2 separate regions of the Homo sapiens genome follow, and region 2 is linked to region 1. Evidence: chromatin loops called from intact Hi-C (ENCODE). Cell type or tissue: natural killer cell. All regions are shown on one strand. Each heading gives the region's core, and the rest is flanking DNA. Links, peaks and the distances in the headings are about the cores only. Region 1 has its middle 63 kb from the start of MIR1265. Region 2 overlaps SUV39H2 (SUV39H2 histone lysine methyltransferase).

The links. A loop is a pair of places that touch in the nucleus more often than their neighbours do. Peaks named below come from ENCODE experiments on the same cell type or tissue, not always from the same donor. Only the 100,000 strongest peaks of a DNase experiment are listed, where the experiment ranks them.
Region 2: it touches region 1 in a loop (5-fold over the local background); 4 of 110 quality-filtered maps call a loop at or near these places.

The regions. Positions count from the first base shown.
Region 1 is chr10:14,494,769-14,503,698 of GRCh38, reverse strand. No RefSeq gene overlaps it. Among named protein-coding and RNA genes, the nearest start is that of MIR1265, 63 kb to the right of the region's middle. In natural killer cell, for the core only: CTCF peaks have their summits at 4,401 and 4,601 (motif pointing left); a DNase peak (open chromatin) is centred at 4,578.
Region 2 is chr10:14,900,519-14,908,518 of GRCh38, reverse strand. It overlaps SUV39H2 (SUV39H2 histone lysine methyltransferase), which reads right to left. Exons shown (of 6, transcript NM_001193424.2): 5 at 7,257-7,386; 6 at 4,204-6,113. The coding sequence ends at 6,007. DCLRE1C (DNA cross-link repair 1C) reads left to right here. Exons shown (of 14, transcript NM_001033855.3): 14 at 1-3,906. The coding sequence ends at 111. Among named protein-coding and RNA genes, the nearest start is that of SUV39H2, 26 kb to the right of the region's middle. RefSeq lists an enhancer at 3,466-4,166. In natural killer cell, for the core only: CTCF peaks have their summits at 3,832 and 4,044; DNase peaks (open chromatin) are centred at 2,438 and 4,078.

The DNA of each region.
Region 1 (8,930 bases), core at 445-8,444:
ATGCCATCTCTATCAAAATTCCAATGTTTGAAGCTTGGTCTAGGAGAATCAATAGTATTGTGTTCTCTCAAAGGATAATCTATAGGGCACTTGATTGACAAGGGGCTTGAACAAAAATATAAGACACAATCAATAATCTATCTCCCATAAAACATGCAGGGAGATAACTTGAACTTATCTATATTCCACTCTGCTTTTCGCTAGACTGTATGCCTTGTAAAAGTCAATTTTTCCGAAAGTCAATTTTTCCAAAAGTCATTCTTTCTTTCAAAGCATATTGTTTGCAGTCTTGAATGGTGGAAAATAAGAGCAGAGAGGAAACTTCTACGTTGAACCTGATATTTTAACACCATAGGCCCTCCAAAAGTTATTTTTACTTTGAACAAATACAAAAATAATGCATAACTTTATTCCATCCTGATTTGCCCCCCAGCTGGCTGACTTCATTGGTTCATAAATTGCCCATGATGAATGAATTGACCTAAAGCCTTGAGCAGATGAATTTTGTGGTCAAGATTTGCTGAAAAATATATTTTTTCTCTTGTTTAGATATATCATTCCCTCAAAGAAAGGGAGTATTAACTCTGGGGTATTGATTTCCTTCTGAAAGGGACTTGGAGACCGTTGTCTTTCCACAGCCAAAAAATAAAAATAAATAAATCAAGGCTTGAATCCTTTCAAGAAATTCAAAGCAACTCCAGTTAGGCACTACAGATATTTAAGTAAATATCTGTATTTACTTAATATTTTACTTAAAAGTAAAACGTATCTACTCTGGCAGCTGGTAAGTGGTTATTTTGCATTGCAAATTTACCACAAAGCTTGTTACTTACCTATGTGCTGGAAGATGCCACCCTGCAATCTCAGAACACTGCCCATGGGTTCTCTCTGTGGACACGGTGATGGGTCTGCATGGAAGAGACCTCTTTCATATTGTTGCAGGGCCCACAAAGACTTTTAGCCCCCTAAAGAGGCAGGAGCCCAGTGAGAGTGAACCCACAAGGCAAGTCATGCCAATAAATCCAGCCAAGTGGAAACCACTAGACAGACGGGAAGATCACGGACAAGTCTGATTCCCATAAAATGGAATGTACATAATTTCCCTTTTTCTTCCACAATTTATTTTTCAGGCAAGGGAATTTAATATATAATAGGGACTTGGCTGATCTCAAAGGCAGGCTATTGCTGCTGCTCAAAGGCAGGCTAGCTCTCATTGACAAGCTATTAGTCTTAAAGATAAATCTCTCCTCTCATCCTCAGCACAACTCATTGACTTGCCCTCCCTCTCTTCCCTCCTCTCTTTCTTCTCTTCTTCTTACAAACAAAACAAAACAAAAGAGAGGTCTTCTTACAAACAAAACAAAAGAGAGGTCTTAACTGCTGATCATAACTGGTTATTCAGCCGGGAGGGTTCTTTTCCATAGTCATGCAAACTAGAGGCACTAATGAATCAATTTTCTGTCTTGGAGGTTACTGCTTGTATTACTTTATTTTCCATCATGGCTTATGTTGCCTATACAGGATCCCCAGGTACCTCCCCAAAGCATCATATTCCTCCAGGCTGGGCTGGCCCTTTGGGTAGCACTGTATGTACTTTCCTCCTACCTGATTTTGCACGGGATGGCTTTGGCTCTAGGACATTGTCACCCCTCTCTCCCTGGGACAGAACAATGAGGCAAGACAGACTGGGAGGCCCCAGGGAAGTGAGGTGGAGGAACAGGAACCCCAGGCAGCAAGGGTGATGAGAGTCAAGAGGAGACCCACCTTTTCCCATTGTCTCACCTCCCTAGGACATGCTCACTTTATTTTGTGTCAACTGACACACATCGAGTACCTGCCTTGTGCTAGTCGGCATGAGAATAAAAAGTGAGTAGGGCAGAGTCTCCATCCATGGGCTGATTCTTGGGAGGCCCCAAGGTAAGCAAGTGTTCCCAGCATGCCAGGATCCTCCTTGTATAGTGACCTTGACCAAAGTGGGTACAAAATGTGCTGTTGGGGCCACGAAAGAGCAATTTACATTTTCCTAAGAGTTCCAGGGAAGGTCAGATCCAGTTGTCACAAGCAAGTACCGCGGTCTTGTCTATGTCACCATATGGACATACTTAGAGGCTCCACACACACACATTGCTTTTTACAAGAGCAAAATGCAGAGAACGAAGGCAATAGCCAACTCTCAGTTATCGGTGGCTTCTTTTCTCCAACTGTTGGACTAATTCTCACTACTGACAGCAAGAAGCCAGGGGGCATCTGGGGCTAGTCTCCTTCAATAGAATGGCTGTGTGTGTGGGAGCAGGGGTGGGGGGGGTGTCGGGGAGGGGGCTGCTTTCCATAACCAAGGTCAGATGGAATTCACATTGGATGTTGGCTTGGATTTTGGGGGAAAAATTGAGTGGGCAATAGAATAAGGAGCACAGGCTCTGGAATCAGAGAACTTGGATTTGAATCATAGTCCCATCGCTTTCTAGCTTTGTGATTCTGGGAAAATAAATGCTTTGGCCCCAGTTTTCTCATCTGTAAAATGGGCGTAACTGACCAGGCATGGTTGCTCACATCTGTAATCCCAGTACTTTGGGAGGCCGAGGCAGGTGGATCACTTGAGGTCAGGAGTTCGAAGCCAGCCTGGCCAACAGGGCGAAACCCCGTCTCTACTAAAAATACAACAAGTAGCCAGGCATAATGTTACGCGCCTGTAATCCCAGCTATTCAGGAGGCTGAGACACAAGAATCACTTGAACCCAGGGGGCAGAGGTTGTAGTGAGCCGAGATTGCACCATTTAACTCCAGCCTGGACAACAGGGCAAGACTCCATCTCAAAAAATAAAAAGTAAAATAAAATGGGCATAATGATTTTGTTTGCCTCATTGAGCCGTTGTAAGAGTTAAAGGAGTAGGGTAGGTATAGTGGCTTATGCCTGCAATCTCAGCACTTTGGGAGGCCGAGATGAGAGGATCACTTGAGGCCAGGAGTTCCAGACCAGCCTGGGCAACATAGTGAGACCCTGTCTCTACAAAAAATAAAAAAAATTTAGCCAGATGTGGTGGCACCGGCCTGTAGTCCCAGCCACTTGAGAGGATGAGGTGGGAGGATTGCTTGAGTCCAGGAAGTTGAGGCTGCAGTGAGCCACGATTGCACCACTGCACTCCAGCCTGGGTGTCAGAGGGAGATGTCCTGTTGAAAAAAAAAAGTGTTAGAGGAGATTCATGTAAAGTGCTTAGTAAACATTAGTGATGATGATGATTGCTGTTCTTTTGTTTATATTTGTTATCTACACTTATTTATGAAGTTCAGGAAGTCCAGGCTCAGTCACAGGCTCTGGGGTGGGGCAGAGTGGCTGCAGTGTTGCTCACACACCCAACGTGCAGGGCCAGGGCCATCCTAGATACAACCCCTCACCACGTGGTATGATTTGAAGCCATAACGTCCAGCTGCCCTCAAATGCCTCTTCTAAAATCCTACCGTGTTAACCTTTTTTTTTTTTTGAGACGGAGTTTCACTCTTGTTGCCCAGGCTGGAGTGCAATGGCACGATCTCAGCTCACTGCAACCTCTGCCTCCCAGGTTCAAGCGATTCTCCTGCCTCAGCCTCCCAAGTAGCTGGGATTACAGGCATGTGCCACCATGCCACCATGCCTGGCTAATTTTTGTATTTTTAGTAGATACGGGGTTTCACCTTATTGGCCAGGCTGGTCTCAAACTTCTGACCTCAGGTGATCCACCCCCCTGGGCCTCCCAAAGTGCTGGGATTACAGGCATAAGCCACTGCGCCCAGCCCTGCATTAACCTTTAAAGTCCCAACCACTGTGTAGCGGTAAAATTTCAACATGCTGTTGTCTGGGGAAAGACAACGCATTTACCCTTTTCTACCTGGCAGAGATACCTTAATACATCCTCAAGCATTGGGTACAGCTGGGACAACCCCTTTTGGCTTGGCAACGGAGAAGTGGGACCAGGCGGTGGGGAAGCCAGTCAGGAGCCATGAGGAGCCTGGGACAGGAGGATGGTCAGTGACAGACAGTGTGGGGGTGAAGCATGTGGGGTTGGAGGCTGGGACATAAGGCCTGGCGCATAGTAGGCCCTCAATAAATATTTGCCATTAAATGACAGGGCCTGGAAAGAGGGAGCTGGGCACTGGCAGGCGTCGCTTGTCATCAGTGTGTCCAGGGCTGGCCCAGCCCAGCCAAAGTCAAGGTGCCTTCCCGGCGAGGAAGGCAGATGGTAGGTTTTCTCGGCCCGTTCTAAGGCCCGGAGGAAGCCTTTGTCCCTGCAGCAAGAACGCCTAATTCAGCCGTTTCTAGGAATCAAGGCTTCTCCTAAGTGTCTTCTTTTATGACTGGGCAAGATAGTCAATTGCTGGCCTCCAGAGAGGAAGGAAAACCTTTCCATGCCTGCTCTTGGCAATAGCAAGGTTGGTGACGTTAGGCTTCGGCAACTCGGGACTTAATCCTTTCTGCTAAGTATCTGCAATACTGAGAGGTTGGGAAGCTTACATGAAATAATAAAACCCAGCCCTAGCCGAGGGCCAGGGCTATACAGACCCTACCAAGGGATGCGGCCGCTACTTTCACCGTCCTTAAAATGATGCGCGTTGCTGCCATCTAGTGTGCACCAGCAGAACGTCTTAGTTTTTAAAATTAGAATCGCAATTCATAGGCTGGGCACAGTGGCTCATGCCTGTAATCCCAGCACTTTGGGAGGCTAAGGCGGGAGGGTTGCTTGAGGCCAGAAGTTCGAGACCAGCCTGGAGAACATAGCAAGACCCCCCCCACTCCCTTCCCATCTCTACAAAAAATTTAAAAAGTTAGCTAAGCGTGTTGGCTCACACCTATAATTCAAGCACTTTGGGAGGCTGAGGTGGGAGGATGGCTTGAGCCCAGGAATTTGAGACCAGTCTGGGCAACATAGTGAGACTCCATTCCATCGCTATAAAAACAATAATTATAATTTGTTTATTAATTTATTGAGTTCTAATATTCTGTTCTTGGTCTGAGGTGAACTAGTTCAAATCATGAGCAGTAAGCATTATGATTACACCTCTCAGTTTGATATGATAGGTTCAGGCACAAAGAGTAAAAAGTCCCCTTTTCTAGGCCCAGTGCTGCCTCTTACTGTGAGGGCAGTGAGGAAGTCATGGAGACTCCTGGTGTGGTTTTCCTCATCTGTAAAACCTACTCGCCGTCCCGCTCCTGCCCACGGTCAAGTATTGCGAGAATTGCAGTTTCACACATTCATTCATCCAGCACATGGGTACCAGGCGCAGGAGCCCTGGGAGTGTAAGGAAGCCAGGGCTCCTGCCATGGGGGAGATGACATTCTATGGGGAAAATAGAAATCACACACTCACACACACCCGTGCACTTGCATGAACACACACACACAATGGACAAAGCATGAAGCCATTTCTCACAGTGACTAATAGAAGTCCCACCTCCTCCATTCCTTGCTTCCAATCGCTCTCCTTTCATAATAGGCCAGTTCTTTCCTAAAACACAAATCTGAGCCTCTTACCAACTTGCAGAGAAACTTTCTTCCTTGTCAATACCATAAGGTTCAATTGCTCTGTCATGGAAGCTACGGTACCAATCACGCCAGCCAGCTTCCTCAAGCTACTTATGGTTTTCTGATACAACAACAGGTAACATTTACCATGTGCCAAGTATTTTGCTCAGTGCTTTATAGATCAATTTGCATATTCATCTTAAGAGTGATGTTGTGTTATTACCCCTCCCCCATTTATCTACAGGGAAACTGAGGCAGAGAGAAGTAAAGGAATATGTCTAAGGTCACACAACTAGTACATAGCAGCCCGGAATTTGGAGCTTGCAGTGAGCCGGGATCGCGCCACTGCACTCCAGCCTGGGCGACAGAGCGAGACTCCGTCTCAAAAAAAAAAAAAAAAAAAAAAATAGCAGCCTGGAACTGAAACCCAGGTCTCTGACTATGGAGCCCGCGCCTTTACCCACTCGGCCACACTGCCATGCTGCTTCCTCCCGGGCAATGCAGCACCTTCCCTCCCTTCGCATCTGGTGGGTCGGCCTTTTCATGGCCTCCTGGTGAAATCTCACCAATTGCAGATGAGCTGACTCAAGCATCCTGCCCGTGAGACTGCTCCTGACACCCACGTGGTGCAACTGCTTTCCCACTGCCAGTGCTGGAAGCCTCATTCGAAAGTGTCATGCCTGTCAGGCACGATAGAGGTTGTATACATGTTTGTCTCCCTGCACACATGGCAAGGGCCTTGGTAAACAGCTGCAGCCGTCTCAACTAAATAAAGGTTTGCTGAATTGTAGTAAATGAAACAGCACAGGAGAAACTGCTCTGTAAACTATAAAACATCAGAGAAACATGAGCCAGCAGATCCTTTGAAAAGTTCTTCATAAAATGTAAACAGATTTAGAGTATGAAGTATTCATTTATGCACAAGCGTTTTCTTCTTTGTGATTTTAGGCCACTTTCTCTGCTAACTAATAATTGCTTCTGCCTTTTCTTTTTAATATAATTTAATTTTAAATTCAATTTAATTTTAAATTCTGGGATACATGTGGAGGATGTGTAGCTACATAGGTAAACACATGCCACGATGGTTTGCTGCACCTATCAATCCATCACCTAGGTATTAAGCCCAGCATGCATTAGCTATTTTTCTGAATGCTCTCCCCTCCCCAGCCTCCCCCGACAGGCCCCAGTGTGTGTTGTTCCTCTCACTGTCCATGTGTTCTCATTGTTCAGTGCCCACTTAAAAGTGAGAACAAGCGGTGTTTGGTTTTCTGTTCCTGCGTTAGTTTGCTGAGGATAATGGCTTCCAGCTTCATCCATGTCCCTGCAAAAGACATGATCTCATTCCTTTCTATGGCTGCATAGTATTCCATGGTGTATATGTACTGCATTTTCTTTATCCAGTCTATCATGGATGGGAATTTGGGTTGATTTCATGTCTTTGCTACTGTGAATAGTGCTGCAATGAACATACGTGTGCATGTGTCTTTATAATAGAATGATTTATATTCCTTTGGGTATATACCCAGTAATGGGACTGCTGGGTCAAATGAGATTTCTGGTTCTAAATCTTTGAGGACTCGTCATAGTGTCTTCCACAGTGGTTGAACTTGCCTTTTCAACCAAGGGTCACTATATGGGGAAATGTTCCTGTTATTGACTTAGAGATTTGAAACTGTAAACTATCACTATGCACACTTTGCACAAAAGCAAGCATTTCCCTCCTTAAAGATCTTTAAAAAGCAACAGTGAAGTGACTCCTATTGGGGGCAAATCTCTCCGGGTAATGGAAGCTGACCTAGCAGTCAAACCCTTGATTCTGGCTGGGGCTCTGTCCCTCACTGGCTGTTCCCTATTGACCTTCTCAATGGTACAACAAAAGCCACCAAATGATTTCTGAGGTCCCTTCCAATCCTAGGATTCTCAGATTCGCATCTTGGCTCTGCAGTCTCATTCCTTGGAGCCACTTAATTGATTTTGGAAATCAGTTTCCATGCTTATAAATTGGACCTGGACCAATCCAGCAGAAAACTGTGAATGCTACAGAGAAATATTAATGTAAATTGCTCATGCAATTTAAAATCAAATAAATGCAGAGAAGAAAAAAGGGGTTGCGTTGCCCAGAAGTAAGTTAAAAAGAAGAGCCTAGTGATGGGCGATTCTCTCTTTTTGGTAGATGAGTTAGGTAGGTGGAGCATGAAATCTTTTTTTCTTTGGGATGATGAACTGAGATTTATACAATCAATAACATTGGAAACTATCTTCCTTGTTCTCTGGCTTCTTTCTTTTTTTGGTCATCACCTGCTTTCAATTCTGGACAGAGCTAGCTCATCGCTCCTGTGATTCTCCTGAACAAAAATTCTACATTCAAAAGCTTGAAGCTTAAGGCCCTCCTGTGGTGTTCTTTTAGCTGCTAATGAAAATTTTTTTTATATGAGATAATTTGTAGTCAGGGAGTAAATATAACATTACAAACCCAAAATTTAAAAACATAATATATGCTTCAAAGAGATCAAACAGTAGTCAAAAACAATCTTAAAAGTCTAGGCAAAGGTAGTTTCAAAGGCAGGTTCTACCAGAAAGTCCAGAAAAAATAATTCCAATTTTTCACAAACTATTCTTGAGTACAGCAGGAGAGGAAACACTCCTCACCTCAATTTGAGGCTTCCAAAATCTTGATGCCAAAACCTACCAAGGATAGTAGAAGACAGGAAAATTACTGGCTGACCACACTTAGGATCATGAATGCAAGAATTCTAGGCAATATATTGCCAAACCAAATCCAGCAACATCTCAAAGGGATGATCATAATGAAGTCTGTGTATTCCAGGAATGCAAGGCTAGCGTGACTTTGAGCATCAGTTAACGTAATTTTCTAAAGTATTTGATTAAGGGAGAAAAATTATATGATTATTTCAATAGATATAGACAAATATTTAATAAAATTCAATATCACATGTGATTTTTAATAAAATCCTTCTCAAACTAATTCACTTAACATAACTTATACCTAAAAAATAAACAAAACAAAACAAATCATAAATTCTGCCACAGTTGTCATTCTTAATGGTGAAAAGGTGAAAATATTTCTTTTTAGATGAATAATGATGGAAGGGTCCTAACAATCTTTTTTCTTTTCTTTTTCTTTCTTTCTTTCTTTTTTTTTTTTTTTTTTGAGAGTGGGTCTCACTCTGTTGCCCAGGCTGGAGTGTGGTGATGTGATCTTGGCTCATTGCAATCTCTGGGCTCAAGCAATCCTCCCACCTCAGCCTCCAGAGTAGCTGACAACCGGGCGTGCACCACCACACCTGGCTACTTTTGTCTTTTTTGTGGAGATGGGATTTCCCCATGTTGCCTAGACTTGTCTTGAACTCCTGGGCTCAAGCAGTCCTCTCACCTTGGCCTCCCAAACTGCTGGGATGACAGGCCTGAGTCACCG
Region 2 (8,000 bases), core at 1-8,000, 410 kb before region 1:
CCAGAAGCTGAGTTACCTAAACGAGAGCATTTACAATATTTATATGAGAAGCTGGCAACTGGTGAGAGTATAGCAGTCAAAAAAAGAAAATGCTCACTCTTAGATACCTAAGAATTCAAAGCGTTTCAACCTAGAGCAACCACTAAAAAACCTGCACAGAGATGACAGTCAATATTACAATAGAGAAAATACAGTACTTAAAAATGTTCAAATAACCTGGTTGGGTGTGGTGGCTCACACTTGTAATCCCAGCACTTTGAGGTGGGCAATGGCTTGAGCCCAGGAGTTCGACACCAGCCTGGCCAACACAGTGAAATGTGTCTCTACTTACAAAAAAAAAAAAAAAAAAAAAAGCCAGGCATGGTGGTGGGCTACTCTGGAGGCCCTTGAGGATCACTTGAGCCCAGGAGATTGAGGCTGCAGTGAGCCATGACTGTGCCACTGCACCTCTAGTCTGGGTGACAGAGCAAGACCCTGTTTAAAAAAGAAAAAGGCCAGGCACGGTGGCTCATGCCTGTAATCCCAGCTACGCAGGAGGCCAAGGCAGGAGAATCACTTGAACCTGGGAGGTGGTGGTTGCAGTGAGCTGAGATTGTGTCATTGCACTCCAGCCTGGGCAACAAGAGCAAAACTCTGTCTCAAAAAAAAAAAAAAAAAAAAAGAAAAAAAAATGGTAGAACTAAACCCATACGTATCAATGATTACATTAAATGTAAATGGTCTAAGTGCATCAATGACAAGAGACACGGAAAAAACCAACATAACCCAGTGATCTGCTGTCTATAAAGAAAGTCAATTCAAGTGATTGATAGGTTAAAAGGATGGAAAAACCATGTAAACAATTAAAAATGGAGTGGTTATATGGACAGTTTCCTAATGATAAAAGGTCTAGTTCACCAAGAAGACAAAATAATCCTAAACGTATATGCACCTAACAGCTCCAAAAATTTATGAAGCTAGAACAGCTGAAAAGAGACAAACTAATGCACAATTACAGCTAGGGATTAATTTAACATCCCTCCTTAGTAACAGAACTAGTATATACACATTAATCAGTAAGAATATAGAACTGAAAATCATAAGCCGACTGGATTAAATTGACATTTATAGAACACACCACCCCAAACTAGCAGAATGTATCTCCTGAAGTACACATGGAACATTCAGCATGATCATATCTTTGCTCATAAACACACCTGATTTAAATTGACAAACTTGGATCTAGTATGATAAACTGATGGCTATAGACAAAATCAGCACCTTATTTATCCCCAAAGATGTTAAGTCACTTAACCTTGATGTGAATACGGTGGCCAAATTAGAAGCGGACAATTAGAATATAAAAGAAAATGCTCAAGAATTAAATGGTGGCCAGGCACAGTAACTCCTGCCTGCAATCCCAGTACTTTGGGAGGCTCGCTTGAGCTCAGGGTTTTGAGTCCAGCCTGGGCAACACACAGGGAGACCCTGTCTCCACAAAATGTTAGCCAGACATGGTGGTGTGCACCTGTAGTCCTCGCTACTTGGAAGGCTTAGGTGGCAGGATGGATTGAGCCCAGGAGGTTGAAACTGCAGTGAGCTGATTGTGCCCAGCCTGGGCAACAAAGCAAGACCCCATCTCAAGAAAAATAAATTAAAAAAAACTAAAGTATATGTGTTATTCTGTGAGTCATTCAACATTCTTGAAGTCCATCAATGTGTTAGGCTTTTGTGTTATGTATGAGGATTTTTAACAAGTTTTAACAGATATTCAGGAACACTTAGTTATTGTGACATTTCATAGATTATGGAAGCAAAAGCAGAGACACCACTTAAAACAATTTGCAGATCAGTTAAACTAACACTTGATATGCATTATCATGATGCTGCATGGCAATCCGACCAAAAAGTATTGGATCCACCAGACTAACCAGGGTAACAAGACTCAGAGTTAGTATACACATAACTATACACATTTGTATATATTCACTGTTAACTAAAACTTAGTTTTAACAGTGTACCTTATGATCGAAAGTGGTTGTTCAAAAAATGCCTGTAAACATTCCTCTGAATATATTCCTGTTATTTTATAATCACATTAATATTACATACTGTTACGTTTGTTTTATATGTGAGTCTGGCATTATAAATGCTGGCTGAATGAATTGGGCTAAGACAACTACAACAGATGTGATCAAGAAACCGATAGTGATTACCAGAAATTATATTTGGTGCTTACTCTGATGATGCTCTTAAGTTTTTTACAGACTATATGAACTCCTTTAATTTTCACAACCACCCTTTGAGGTAGATACATTTCTAATCCCCATGTACAAATGAGACAAAGGCACAGAGGTTAGTTCACATAGCTATGAGGCACAGGCAGAATTCAAACACAGGCAGTTTGGCTTCAGAGACCATGATCTTAACTGCTATGCTCTGATGTCTCTCCAAAAAAGTATAAACATGAGCAGGGTTAATTGTAGCAGCTACTTGGTTTTTACGTCAAGAATCATAAACCACAAGAGGAAACATGAAGTTTTTGTTTTTTACTTTTCAAGATGGAGTCTCGCTCTGTCACTCAGGCTGGAATGCAGTGGCCCTATCTCAGCTCACTGCAACCTCAGCCTCCAGGGTTCAAGTGATTTTCCTGCCTCAGCCTCCCAAGTAGCTGGGATTACAGGTGTGTGCCACACCTGGCTAATTTTTGTATTTTTAGTAGAGACAGGGTTTCACCATATTGGTCAGACTGGTCTTGAACTCCTGACCTCTGGTGATCCACTCGCCTCGGCCTCCCAAAGTGCTGGGATTACAGGCGTCAGCTACCGTGTCCAGCCGAAACATGAAGTTTCAAAATGCCAAGATGTATCACAGAAGACACTCAGCAGTCAGCCACATTTATCTTGGAGAAGAGTTCCAGGACTTAAATGTTTGAATAGTATAAACTAGTTTTTTAAAAAGTCTGCCTGAAGCCGAAGATTAAATACTTTAAAAAGTTCACTGGGTGATCTTGGCATGTTGACATTATCTTAACAGTCTAAGCTTGTTACCTTACACCAACCTGACAGGTTCATTAGAAGCACATGAATACATATAAAAGGCATAAAAGACTGGGTCAATGAATATGAGCTCTGAATTCTAAAATTCCTTTGCATTTCTAGGCAGTACTTACCATAGTATGTTTACGTACCTGGTGAGTGACAATGCTCAAAAATTTCTGAAGTATTCATCCACATTATGCTAGCGAAATGTCAAATTGTCCTTTAATATTCAAATGCATGAACCATCACTCCTTGGCCTTTTGGCCAAGATCAAGTGTAGTATCAAATGCATGAACCATGAAAGCTATCTTAAAAGGAAAGTAACATTTAAAGGAATTGAATATAAACCTTCGGTTAATCTTGCTAGCACGTAGTCAATACATCAGTATTTTTCTGCCCCTTTTATAGTCTTACTGGAAATGACTGTAAAACAGAAACAAAGCTAAGCCATGGTAAATAGAACATTAAATGCCCAACCTAATTTATTTTGCTAAGAGAAACTGATGAACTAAAAGAGAAACAACTATTGTCTACATTTTAGATATGGGGGAAAAAACCCTGAGATTACTAATTATGTATCACCATCCTCTTAATGTAGATCCTGAAAATGATGGTATCAATATAATACATACAGTGGATTCACCTTTTAAACTGGATCTATTACCTTTGATATTTGTCTTACACTGAAAAATTCTGACATCTTCAGGAAACCAATATGATGGATAAGCTAAATGTTGACTTAAAATAGTTAAACCCCTTAATAACATCCTTTAGTTTCTATTATTTCACTGCTTAAGTTCAGCATCTGAATAACAAAGGTAACATAAGTAGTACTTAAGATCCCAAAGGCCCATTACATTCTATCAATAAAGACAAAACAAAACTACATGTTTACTGAAAATAGTCTTTTTTTCTTTGCTTTCCAGTTTTACACTTTTGTTGAACACAAAAAAGTGGACAAGATCAAATAACTAGATGGTAAAACACTGATTTTTTAAAAATCACATCTTTAAACCCGTGAGAATCACAATTCAAAGTATGGCCACTGGGGGCAACCTGTAAACCTACAACCTTTTCTTAACACTGACACTATGTGACTGATTTTTCTTAAAACACAAATGCCATTAAGAAAGTATTTTTTGTTGACACATTCTGCAAAAAAAAAAAAAAAAAAAAAAAAAAATTTTTTTTTTTTGGAGACAGTCTTACTGTGTCACTCAGGCTGCAGTGCAGTGGTATGATCTTGGCTCACTGCAACCTCCGCCTCCTGAATTCAAGTGATTCTCCTGCCTCAGCCTCCTGAGTAGCTGGGACTACAGGCGTGTGCCACCACGCCCGGCTAATTTTTGTATTTTCAGTAGAGACAGGGTTTCACCATGATGGCCAGGCTGGTCTTGAACTCCCGACCTCACGTGATCCTCCTACCTCAGCCTCCCAAAGTGCTGGGATCACAGGTGTGAGCCACCACACAGGCCTGGCCCCCCATTCTGCAATTTTGGTTAACAGAATCTGAGGGTCCAATCATGTAAACAATTTATCCTATATATTATGAAAGAGTGAAGTTGTCATAGCAATATAATGAATAAAGTCTAGCTTCTCCCAAGAAAGAGCTAAAGATTAAGAAGTGCTGCATTCTTGAAGTTGGTTCAATTTTATCCAAGCTTATTTTAGGTAATCAAAGCCTGGAGCAATGAGCTTAGGTAAAAATTAGGAATACTGAAAGCTAGATTTGCTGCATTTATCATTTTCACAACACAATTAGAAATCTCAGAATCAGACATGAAAGAATAGTTTTTCCTGAGATTCAATACTATGTTGGAAGCCTCCCACTCCCTTGAAAACTAATATATTCTATTTTAGTCTTCGTAGGTTGACTAATAAAAAGGTCTAATAATTCAGGCACACACTTTGGCCAAGTTTAGCTTTATCACATCTAAAAAAAATTTATGTATAAAACAAGTATCAGTTCAAAAATATAGATTACTTTTTAAGAAGAACCTGCAGGAAGTATAAAAATATTAAATCTGGTGGAAAGGAACTGTTACACCTGCCTGAAATTGAGAGGCTGTAATGTTAATGTACATTACAGTATTGTTAGGTACAGCTGCTCTCCAGGCAGCTTGTTTTACCGTTTAGATCAGAGGTACTCGACACAGATTTCCAATTCATGTTACTAACAGGCGCCCTTAAAGTGCTCCATTCCCCTTGCTTGGTACTCCAAAAAACCATCCTGGTCCCATTATCATGTCCTTTCAAAGAAGCATAATGGCTAGCCATTTTGGACTTCTAGAGAGAGCTCTTCGGAGATTTTTCTTCTAGAAGATTAAGAAGTCTTTTAAGAATTACAGGTTCAGACATACACTCATCACAACAGTCTAGATTGCTTCGAAATACGAAATGAAGCTGAAATTAATTTTTACATTTAATTTTATACCTTAAATTTCTTTATCATTGAGGTGCCAATGTTTTAATGGAAAAGTAGAAAACAGTATAAAATTCAGTATCACCTATTTGTCTCAAATACAAGTACAGTGAGTATTAAACAGGAATGACAATAGAGTAGCAAAAACAGAACTGTAGATTTGCCCAAATTAACTGTTTCTCCGAATTTGAGGTGTATGGCAAGTTGAATCTTTGATCTCTCAGCAGTTGTTAATTACATTATCAGCTTAACGCTTTCAAACACTACGGGAGGCATTTCTCTGTTCACATAGACTTAAGTACACATATACTAAGCTGTAAATAGTCTGCCTTCCATTAGTTTGGTCTCTAAGCACTATAAATATGTCGACTTCATATCAGTCTATGAGACCCAGTGACCCCCTTTTCAGAGGCATCGGTAATACATTTGGCAAATGTCTTGAAACATGAATTGTAAATTAACATAGGTAGAACCTTGATAATAAGAGTCCCAAATATGTATTTTTAAAAATGTTAACATTAGGAAAAAAATATTATAATCATCAGCTCTATTTCCTGAAAAAGTTCAGTTGAGGTAACCTCTGCAAGTCACAGCTCCACATTTACATACTGTTCTGACCCTCTTTTTGGCTGGGCTGTGGTCAATAGAATCTGAAGATATATCTCCAGAACCTGAAGACACAGAAAAAGAAATATAGGAGAAAGAGAGTTAAGACAATTTAGAATAAATTTCAAATTTTCTATTATATTAGCTTTATTATCAGTGATAGAGGGTACTTACATGGTCAAGACCCTTAGAGTAAGTTAACTCCCAAGGAAATGTAGTTAGTTCCCTTTGAAATATTTACAAATAAATGTTAATATTCAGCGTCAAATCATAATGAATTGTCTTGAAAGGATGGTGTGGGTTAATAATAGGTAAACTTTATGTTATTAGCCCATATTTGTCAGAAAGGATTTCTGAAATGATGAAACTTACTGGGAATATCTAATACACATTCATTTCACACCGTATATAAAAGCACAGTATGTAAGAGGTTAAGCAATGACAATATGTAAAGGCCATCATTCTTAAAGGAAAGAAAACATTTATATTGTCACAATAAAGCAAATAGAATTAAATGTTCTTTTTAAAAGCCAGGTTCAAGTAGGAATAGAATAAATTTGTATGTGATTTAAATATTTTCAATCTTTTGAATATACATCTCTCAGTAAAAATTCAAAAATGTAGGCTTATAGTTTTTTTTTTCAGACAGGGTCTCTGTCGTCCAGGCTGGAGTGCAGTGGTGCTATTCACAGCTCAACTGTAGCCCCAACCTCCCTGTCTCAAGCCATCCTCCCACCTCAGCCTCCCGAGTAGCTGGGACTACAGGCACACGCCACCACGCCCGGCTAGTTTTTTCATATTTTGTAGAGACAGAGTTTCACCATGTTGCCCAGGCTGGTCTTGAATTCCTGGGCTCAAGCCCAGAGTGCTGGGATTACAGGCAGGAGCCAGCATGCTTAGCCCACAATTTAAAAAAAAAAAAAAAGACAAGTAGTACAGTATTAAGATGCTATAATAAATAAATCAGTTTCCAAAATGGAAGTTCTGAAAATTTACGATGTAGAACCATTCCTCAGCTGAAGCTCAGGCAGACCTGGGTTCTAGTATTAGCTGTTGGATTAGCTTTGTACCTTAGGATGACAAACTTAGTGCCTCAACTTTTCATCTTTAGTATTAGGTTTGGTTCAAATATCTAAGGTCTGTTCCTAGTCTGATTTGATTCTTCATATTGAAACTGACACCAATGAAACTGTACTTGAAAAGCATACCTTTCATTTGATAATCAAAAGTCAGCTCTTCTCCAGCATTTATGGTTCTTGTGGAAAACAATGCTATTCGGGGAAGACGAGTATCGAGGTTATCAATGAAAACATTGAACACCTGAAGATTTGGGTCACACTAAAAAGGAACATTAGAACCCATTTAAGTACAAACGGTGTAAACAAGCCCTTCTACATGCCATATAAAATGTTTACTTTCCTAGAGATTTAGTTTAAGTTCCACTGGAAATTAAGTTGCTTATTGCTTAGAGGTCTTTGAGGCATGCACATTTAAAAAGATTTTTTTCCCTTATAAAAACTTCAGACAAGTATAAAATAGAGAAAATAAGAAATCCCTATGTATCCACTATACAGCTTCAACAATTAGTAACATGCTTGCCAATCTTATTCCTCTAGTCCCAACTTTTTTTTTTCCTGGAGAATTTCAATACAAATCCCAGATAACATTATTATTTCACTGGTAACTATTTCAGTAAGGCATACACTTTAAAATAACTAGAACAACTGTGTTTAAAAAATCAAATCTGCACTACAGAACTCAAATTTTACACTGCATGGAGTTTCACTGCTTGAATTTTTGGTCCAAACTCTTCAATGTTTTGAGAATACTACAGTAAACTTACGGAATATGCAAGAAAAAAGATGTAGTGAGTCATACTAAGGAATCAAAACTGTTTGATGGCCCTGGATAGAATATCTCTATTTTGAGAGTATCTCGAATTTATCATTAAG